Linked DNA regions of Homo sapiens: region 1 is linked to region 2. A link is a loop called in an ENCODE intact Hi-C map of the cell type or tissue named here. Cell type or tissue: K562. All regions are shown on one strand. Links, peaks and the distances in the headings refer to the core of each region. The heading gives the core; the rest is flanking DNA. Region 1 holds the start of LOC124902895 (a long non-coding RNA gene). Region 2 overlaps KCNJ8-AS1 (KCNJ8 antisense RNA 1).

The links. Hi-C counts contacts between places; a loop is a spot of excess contacts. Peaks named below come from ENCODE experiments on the same cell type or tissue, not always from the same donor. Only the 100,000 strongest peaks of a DNase experiment are listed, where the experiment ranks them.
Region 1: a loop joins it to region 2, with 8 times the contacts of the local background. A loop is called at or near these places in 26 of 110 quality-filtered maps.

Annotation. Positions count from the first base shown.
Region 1 is chr12:21,246,719-21,251,121 of GRCh38, reverse strand. LOC124902895 (a long non-coding RNA gene) reads left to right here and starts at 559. Exons shown (of 2, transcript XR_007063239.1): 1 at 559-644. RefSeq lists an enhancer at 1,062-1,562. In K562, for the core only: a CTCF peak has its summit at 2,218; no DNase peak of the experiment used is centred there.
Region 2 is chr12:21,678,576-21,682,978 of GRCh38, reverse strand. The region is part of intron 1 of KCNJ8-AS1 (KCNJ8 antisense RNA 1); the gene reads right to left. Among named protein-coding and RNA genes, the nearest start is that of KCNJ8-AS1, 18 kb to the right of the region's middle. In K562, for the core only: a CTCF peak has its summit at 2,424 (motif pointing right); a DNase peak (open chromatin) is centred at 2,445.

The DNA of each region.
Region 1 (4,403 bases), core at 107-4,106, 430 kb after region 2:
TGCAATGGCGCCATCTTGGCTCACTACAACCTCCGCCTTCCGGGTTCAAGCAATTCTCCTGCCGCAGCCTCCCGAGTAGCTGGGATTACAGGCACGAGCCACCACACCCGGTCATTTTTTTTGTATTTTTAGTAGAAAGGGGGTTTCACCATGTTAACCAGGCTGGTCTCAAACTCCTGACCTCAGGTGATCTGCCCACCTCGGCCTCCGAAAGTGCTGGGATTACAGGTATGAGCCACCGCGCCCGGCCAGGAACACATTTATATCCTTGCTTAGAAATTCACTCACTCTTGCATTTAGAAAGCTATTTCCACAATTTTGTTTTTCTGTGGTCAATGAAGGTCGCTACCATCCCTGGTATAACACCTACCAAGTGAAATGAAATTATAGTGCAGTAGTGGAGGAGATGGTTTGGGGTAGGGGAGATGACCAAGATTTAAAATTCCATTTTTACTGAAATATTGAAGTAACTGATGAAAAGGTGTTTTTCCCCTTGAACTGTTTGATGACTGTATTTTTTTCAGAGCTAAGTAGCTGGCATCATTCAACAGTTACTAAGCACCTCCCAGGAGATGCTATTCTAGTCATGTTCTTCAGCGTAAAGAGATAAATGATGCTTCCTCTCAACTGAGTGACTAGAAGAAGTAAGTCATTTAACCTTTCTTAGCCTCAGTTTCCTTGTTTGCTAAGTGAGGATAATAATATTCATCTCATATGTTATGAAAATCTTCAACACAATGAACTAGCACTGTAAACCTCAATTTTATTTACACGTAGTTTCCCTTTAAAGATTGTAGGAGAGTTACCATTTATTAAGGTTCTCAAAAGTATTCAAGAACACTTATAAGATTAAAAGGGGTGGCTGGGCGCAGTGGCTCACGCCTGTAATCCCAGCACTTTGGGAGGCCGAGACGGGCAGATCGCGAGGTCAGGAGATCGAGACTATCCTGGCTAACACGGTGAAACCCCGTTTCTACTAAACAAAATACAAAAAGTTAGCCGGGCATGGTGGTGGGCGCCTGTAGTCCCAGCTACTTGGGAGGCTGAGGCAGGAGAATGGTGTGAACCCAGGAGGCAGAGCTTGCAGTGAGCCGAGATCCCACCACTGCACTCCAGCCTGGGCGACAGAGCGAGACTCCGTCTCAAAAAAAAAAAAAAAAAAAAAAAAGACTAAAAGGGGCAAAAAATTAAGTTAACCTTAATATAATAAAAGTTAAACATATAGTTATTTTTTAGAAGACCAAAAAAAAAAAAAAGGAAACTCTTTTAGCTGTGCTTTTGCAAAGGACAGTAACAATTTGTTAGCCCGGTAGAGGGCACTGAGGACAGTGAAGCCATGTCTGCTATTTAAGGAAGAAGATTCTTTCATAAGGAGATTGTCAAGAGGAAATCATCAGGAAGGGGAAGTTAACTTATCTAAGGGAGATTTTGGGAAGGGAGAGGTTGCAGTTCATTCCTGGTTGTGTTCTCTGATAAGTGCCTGACATGTATTTGTCATTGTAATTGATTTTCAGTGGTGGTTGTACCCTGTCTGCAAACTACACACACAAGAGGCAAGCTCACATTTGTTATCAACTTCTATTTTTACCCAGGGAAAAGGTTAGCATGCAGGAGAACTGGGGGACTTGCAGGTAGGGATAGTATTTTCCTAAAAGTTGGCTTAAAATCTTCAACAATTCAGTGGAAATGATGGATGTGTGTGATATAGTAACATACATATACAATAACAATCACACACTCACTTCTACATTCACATGGATGTACACTCACACTATTCTCCTCATGCTAATACTCAAATGCCCACTCACATGCACACACCCATGCATCGTTATCATGTAAGATGTTTATCATTGTAATGTGACTCCTGCTTTACATGTGATATTGAGCAGCTCTGTATTTTGATAGAACTCTCACAGGATGAATTCATCACTAAAGCACCCTGTGAAGCTAAATGTGCTATTTCATTTAATTACTAAAGGATATATTCTTAATACAACAGATGTAATTTAAATTGATACTCTGTTGTTCTCACTAATGACAATAAGCCATCAGGACCTGCTGTTTCTTGAGATGATTTTCAGTTAGATCTAATAAAAACCTATCAATAGGCAGTATAGATAGGGAATGCTTGTCTTACTGTTTGCAAAAGATGGACAAAAACTCTAAGTCATTTCACAGCTGACCCAGATCATTGAAATGTAAATTTTTAAAAGTTTTAAAACACTGCCCTCTTTAGGACTATTTAAGATTAACATTTTGTTAGTCATAAGCTTACATGATACCCACATCTCTGTGAACAGCAAGATCCCAAGATTTGGGATGGAGCAACTCAAGCTAAGGGCCCACATACACGCTAAAAGGATGGAGTGGAGCTACCATCAAGTTATGCCTTATGCAAATAAGATGCCCACCCCTCATTTGTTTTTTTAATAAAAGCCTTTGCATTCAACTGTAAAAATGGCAACACTCTTCCAGGCCCCCTCTCCACAGTGGAGGGCCTTCTGCTTTAGCTTATTAAGCTTGCACTCCAACATCACCCTTGGTGTCTGCACTCCTTAACTTTCCTGGTCGTGAGACAAAGAACTCCTGGGTACTACCTTAGGCAACAAGAGACTGCTACATTGTGGTGCATTGGCGAGACTGTAACAATGTGATTTTCAATGTTGCAGGTAGGGACTGGTTGGAGGTGATTAGATCATGGAATTTGATCCGTCATAAATAGATTAGCACCATCACTTAGTAATCAGTGAATTCTCACACAGTTAGTTTACATCAGATCTGGTTGCTTAAAAGAATGGGATTTCCCCTCTTCTCTCCCTTTTGCACCTGCTCTCACCGTGTGACATGCAGGCTTCTTCTGTCACCTTCCACCATGATTGTAAGCTTCCTGAGGCCTCATTAGGAGCAGACGCCACTATCATGCTTTCTGTAAAGTCTGCAGAACCATGAGCCGATTAAACCTCTTTTCTTCATAAATTACGTAGTGTCAGATATTTATTCATAGAAAAGCAATTACACTAATACTTGAAGTATGTTATTTCAATGAATAATTTCAACTGTAATGGGAATGGGAAGATGCAAGTTCTATTCCATCAGTCTGTTTTGTGCTTGTGGCTCTCTCACTTCCACTCACAGAGTCATTATTGTCAATTTTTTTCAATAGGAATTTTGGACATTCTTTCCAAGGAGTTGAGTCTCATGTAAATATTCTCAGGACCAGGCAAAATTTGAGATTATTTCCTTCTTAGGATTATTTAGACACTTTTAATCAATGAGATTGTGTTGTTTTTAATTATTTTATTTTATTCGTGGTTACATAGTAGACATATATATTAATGGGGTATATGAAATATTTTGATACAGGCATGCAATGTAAAATAAGCACATCATGGAGAATGTTTTATTTATTCCCTCAAACGTTTGTCCTTTGGTTTATAAATAATCCAATTACACTCTTTCGATTGTTTTAAAATGTAAAATTAAGTTATTATTGACTATAATCATCCTGTTGTGCTATAAAATATTAGTTCTTATTTATTCTTTCTGTTTTTGTTTGTATTCATTAACCATCCCCATCCACCCCCTACTCCCACTACCTTTCCCAGCCTCTGGTAAACATTCGTCTACTGTCTGTGTCCGACTGTTTTGATTTTTAGATACCACAAATAAATAAGAACATGTGATATATCTCTTTCTATGCTTGGCCTATTTCACATAACACAATAATCTCCAGTTCCATCCATGTTGTTGCATATTACTGAATCTCATTTGTTTATGGCTAAATAGTAATCCATTGTGTACATGTACCACATTTTCTTTATTCATTATCTGTTGATGGATACTTAGTTTGCTTTCAAATCTTAGCTATTGTAAACAGTGCCACAACAAACATAAAAGTGGAGATATCTCTTAGATGTACTGATTTCCACTCTTTTGGGTATACACCTAGCAGTGAGATTGCTGGATCATATGGTAGCTCAATTTTTAATTTTTTGAGGAACCTCTAAACTGTTCTCCATAGTGATGGTACTAATTTACTTTCTCACCAATAGTGTACAAGTGTTCCCTTTACTCCACATCGTCACCTGCATTTGCTATTGCCTGTCTTTTGGATTTAAGCCATTTTAACTGGGGTGAGATAATATTGTAATTCTGATTTGCATTTCTCTGATGATCAATGATGTTGAACACCTTTTCATATGTCTCTTTTCCATTTTCATGTCTTCTTTTGAGAAATGTCTATTCAGAAATTTTGCCCATTTTTGGATTGGATTATTACACTTTTTCTTACAGTTGTTTGAGCTCTTTATATATTCTGATTATTAATCTTTTGTCAGTGGGTAGTTTGCAAATATTTTTCTGCCATTCTGTGGATTGTCTTTTTGCTTTGTTGATTATATCCT
Region 2 (4,403 bases), core at 220-4,219:
CCTTCTTTCTCTATCAGTAAGTCAGTTCTCCAGACCTATTTACTGAGAGGCCAGACAAAGGATTTTTCTAGGCTCACCTTTCTTAGCTGCCTCTTCTAACAATCCCTGTGAAGTAGAGTTTAAAGTTGACTGAGTCCATAAGAGATTAATGTACAGTAATTAAGGATGTAAAACAATGTTCTCCAATGGCCAGAATTCTTTACTCTGCAGAATTTATGATATATGGCAATGAAAATAACTAAAACCTTCAAAAATTTAGTACTCAAAACAGGACAAAAGAGCTAGATGAAACTTGTCTGCTTTACCACCACTACTATAGTCACTTTAATCCCAAGATAGGTAACTCAAGATTGGCTTCAGCTGTTTTGTCTAGGCTGAAGGGCAATTTATATTATGAAAAAAAAATGACAGTATCAAAGAATAAGTTCAGTTGTCTGCTTTATTCCATAAATATAAATTAAGCCATTAAAAGTAAGTTAGCTCCTAGAAAATGAGCAGCTTTTTGTCTGTGAAAACTGGTATCAAAATTAAAGAAACAGGAAAAAACAGCCCCACTTAACAAAAAAAGATACAATATCCAAGAACCATTAAATGCTCAGATTATGAGTAGATACTTTTCATCCAGAATTGATGACCAAGCATGGGTCAGGCTAGTCAAATACTCCTGAGGTTCCCAGAACATATCTGGGAGCAGAATATCCCAGGTAAGTGTGAAAGCAATGTGCCAACAAAGACTTTCGTTCCTCAAATGCCCCAGCACTTTAATGTTGAATTGTGATTTTTTTCTACTCTCAGCTTTGGCCTTGTTTTTGTGCCTGTACCTGCTTCAGACAGATCTTCACAAATAGTGCCTTTGGTCAGTTAACCATAGGTGGTATGAGGTCTAGATTGCGCAAAACTAACAAGAACTTGAAGACAACTATCTTATAAAACTGAAATCAAAGGGCTTAAAGGACATTCAGTTTGTTGATAAAGTAGATATCACCTTGTAGAAACTCAAAAGGCCATATATAAGGAACATGAATAAACATTTTTATTTATTTATTATTTTTGTTTTTTGAGATAAAGTCTCACTTACTCTGTCACCCAGGCTGGAGTACAGTGGCTCAACTCACTACAACCTCCGCCTCCCCAATTCAAGCGATTCTCCTGTCTCAGCCTCCCAGGTAGCTGGGATTACAGGCACCCGCCACCACACCTGGCTAATTTTTTTTTTTTTTTTTTGAGACGGGGTTTCACTCTGTCGTCCGGACTGGAGTGCAGTGGTATGATCTCGGCTCACTGAAACCTCTGCCTCCCAGGTTCAAGCAATTCTCCTGCCTCAGGCCTCCCAAGTAGCAGGGACTAAAGACGTATGCCACTATGCCCAGCTAATTTTTGTATTTTTAGTAGAGAAGGGGTTTCACCATGGTGGCCAGGTTGATCTTAAACCCCTGACTTCAAGTGATTTGCCCACCTTGGCCTCCCAAAGTGCTGGGATTTAGGTGTGAACCACCGACCATGCCTGGCCTGATTTGTTTGTTTTTTGTCATTGAGATTGGGAGGAGGGATAGGAGTTGGTGTTTAAAGATATCACCTAATCATTTCCTTGCATACACAGGAAACATAAAACACAATTTTCCCTCATGTTGGAAGTTGAGTGCTCTCAGGGCATAGAGTGAAGGAAAGTCCTCATTTTGCCCTAAGCAAATGTTTCCTGGGTATGTGGCTCCAAGGGAAGATGCCAATGCTAAGTTCTCTAAGAGTACTAGCAAAATGCTTCTTGCACATCATAACTGCTTCATAGCTATCTCTTCAGTACTTTTTCCCTGGTGATCCCTAACCAAGGCTCCCACAATGGGAGCATCAGAGCTTGCACATTGGCCTTGCAGAAGCTATACCACCACCACCACCACACAAAAGACTTGGATTAAGATCCCAAATGCCTCCCCCAATAAGAGCCGTTTCAAATCTCCAAACTATTGTCTTTATTATCATAGTTTCCATAAACAACCGTAATTAAATGCATACTAGGTACTAGTGTTTTACATTTAGTAACGCTAATCTTCAGAATTTTCCAGTTTATAAAAGAGTTAACTGAGGCTTAGAAGGTTTAAGCAATTTACCTAAAACTACAAAGTTAGCAAGTAGTGGAGTCTTGGTTGAACTATATGTCTCAGTCTTAAACTTATCTTCTTAGTAACTCGACGTCTAATGAGAAGATAAGCAAAACAACAATTTTAAGCTTATGAAAATCAATAAAAAATCATAAATTAACAGAAAAATACAAATTTTCAGCACTGCTGCTACATTTTCCAGTTCCCTTTGTCTCTAGCTGTGAATGATTTCACGGAAAGAATAGAGATGAATACGTTCGGACTGAAATAGAAAATGTTGGAAGCACTCATTTAACATTGTGCACAGTATTTCTAGAGAACTTCCAGCAGGTGGCAGTATTTAAGAACATTACTGGTAGTCACAACTTTGGCAGCTATTGCTGCAAAGAGAGATTGGGTGTCAAAAGTCTTTTTTTTTTTTTTTTTGAGACGGAGTCTCGCTCTGTGGCCCAGGCGGGAGTGCAGTGGCGCAATCTCAGCTCACTGCAAGCTCCGCCTCCCGGGTTCACGCCATTCTCCTGCCTCAGCCTCCCGACTAGCTAGGACTACAGGCGCCCACCATCACGCCCGGCTAATTTTTTTGTATTTTTTTTAGTAGAGACGGGGTTTCACCGTGTTAGCCAGGATGGTCTCGATCTCCTGACCTCGTGATCCGCCCGCCTCGCCTCCCAAAGTGCTGGGATTACAAGCGTGAGCCACCGCGCCCGGCCCAAACAAAAGTCTTTAAACTTCGGCCCAAACTTGAATTTCCAGTTATTTTATTCATTGTCCTTGGAAAGTTTCAAGAGCTAAAACATTACCTTTTTCTTATAATTGTTTAATTTGAGGTTCACTTTAACTTGCAGATATGGAACAGTGGTTTCAATAAATTACAGTAAATTTAGTTAATCTTACTTTGGAAATTGTGTAAGGTCTTTGATGTTGTTCCAAATATCAGTTCCTTCCCTGGAATTTTGTGGCCTAAGCCTCAGAGCAGTATTCAAATGGCTGTTATTTTGTATTGTTTCTTAAATATCTAGAAAATATGTGAAATACAGGGTCAGGCTCTGTTGACAATGCACAGGAATCGTTCAAAAGGCTTACATTATATGCTTGGCCTAGAAACAAACAGAACAGTTTGCCACATTTTCCTAACAGTTAAAACCTCTTGCAAACTATTCCACATTCAGCATTTCTCTCTGCTCTGCAACACTCATCCCTCAGTCCTGTTTAGCAAACCATATACCTTCTGTGATCATCACTGTTGTTCCCACTTCCATCCATTACACTCATTCTCCCATTTAAAAAAATTTCTTGCTTTACTCTTTTTCAATCCATGTACACACCTTGCTTCAAAATACTTTTTACGAAACATTCCCTAGGCATCATTCCTTGACTGCTTCTGTGTTCTTCTTTTGCAACTGTGTATTTTCTTGGAATGTATAAAATCAATTTTCCCATAATGTACATGTTGTATATGTTTATCTTGCAATTTTCAGTTGAACATGTGTCATAAGTATAGGTAAGCAAGAAGGAAGATTTTACCAAAGAAGAGAAAGTTGTCAGTTCATTAAGACAAAGTCCATTATGTTTTCTTTTCTGTATGGTATCTCTCAGAATTAAACTCATCCATTGTATTATTTTCTTCCTGTCAGTTTCATTGCCAGAGTCATAATAAACTTGAAATGCTCTGACATAATTAACTAGCTGGGGAAAGGAAGAACATAACTGTCAGTTAATTTAGGAAATGACTATGCTTATCATTGCTCAGATAATGTGTTTGTGTCTCACACACATTCTCATTTCCCTTTCCTTGTAGGTACATCGTGACAGGCAGAAAAAATCAATCTTCTGTTAGAAATAGTTCTGTAACTTATTTTTCAAACAAACTAAAAGGACTTTAAAAAAACAGCATTGAAAGAAACTAAGTGTGGTTTAGGAAGAAAGGAAATACATTTCTAACCCAATTTATGCAGTATAGTTTTCCCCCAAGATTACCTACTTACTTTCAAATACATGCTAACAGGCTGTGTTTATACAGCCCACACATAGATGAGGAAAGCTTACACAGTAAACTCCCCAGCTTCTGGGAGGACTTTGTGGCTCAGTAAAAATGACAGAAGGATTCCATGGAATGATATAGCTCTATATCCTAAACACCTTTAATCCAAGGGTTTATATGAATTTGTACAATAGCTACTAGGTATAAAAATAGTGTAGTCTATGCGTCCTGGAATAATCAACCAATATGAAGCCACCAGAAATGTATTCAGCTGGTAAATGTATTACCCTTCAGATGGGTAAAGTGTTTCTCATGCATTGGCAGTG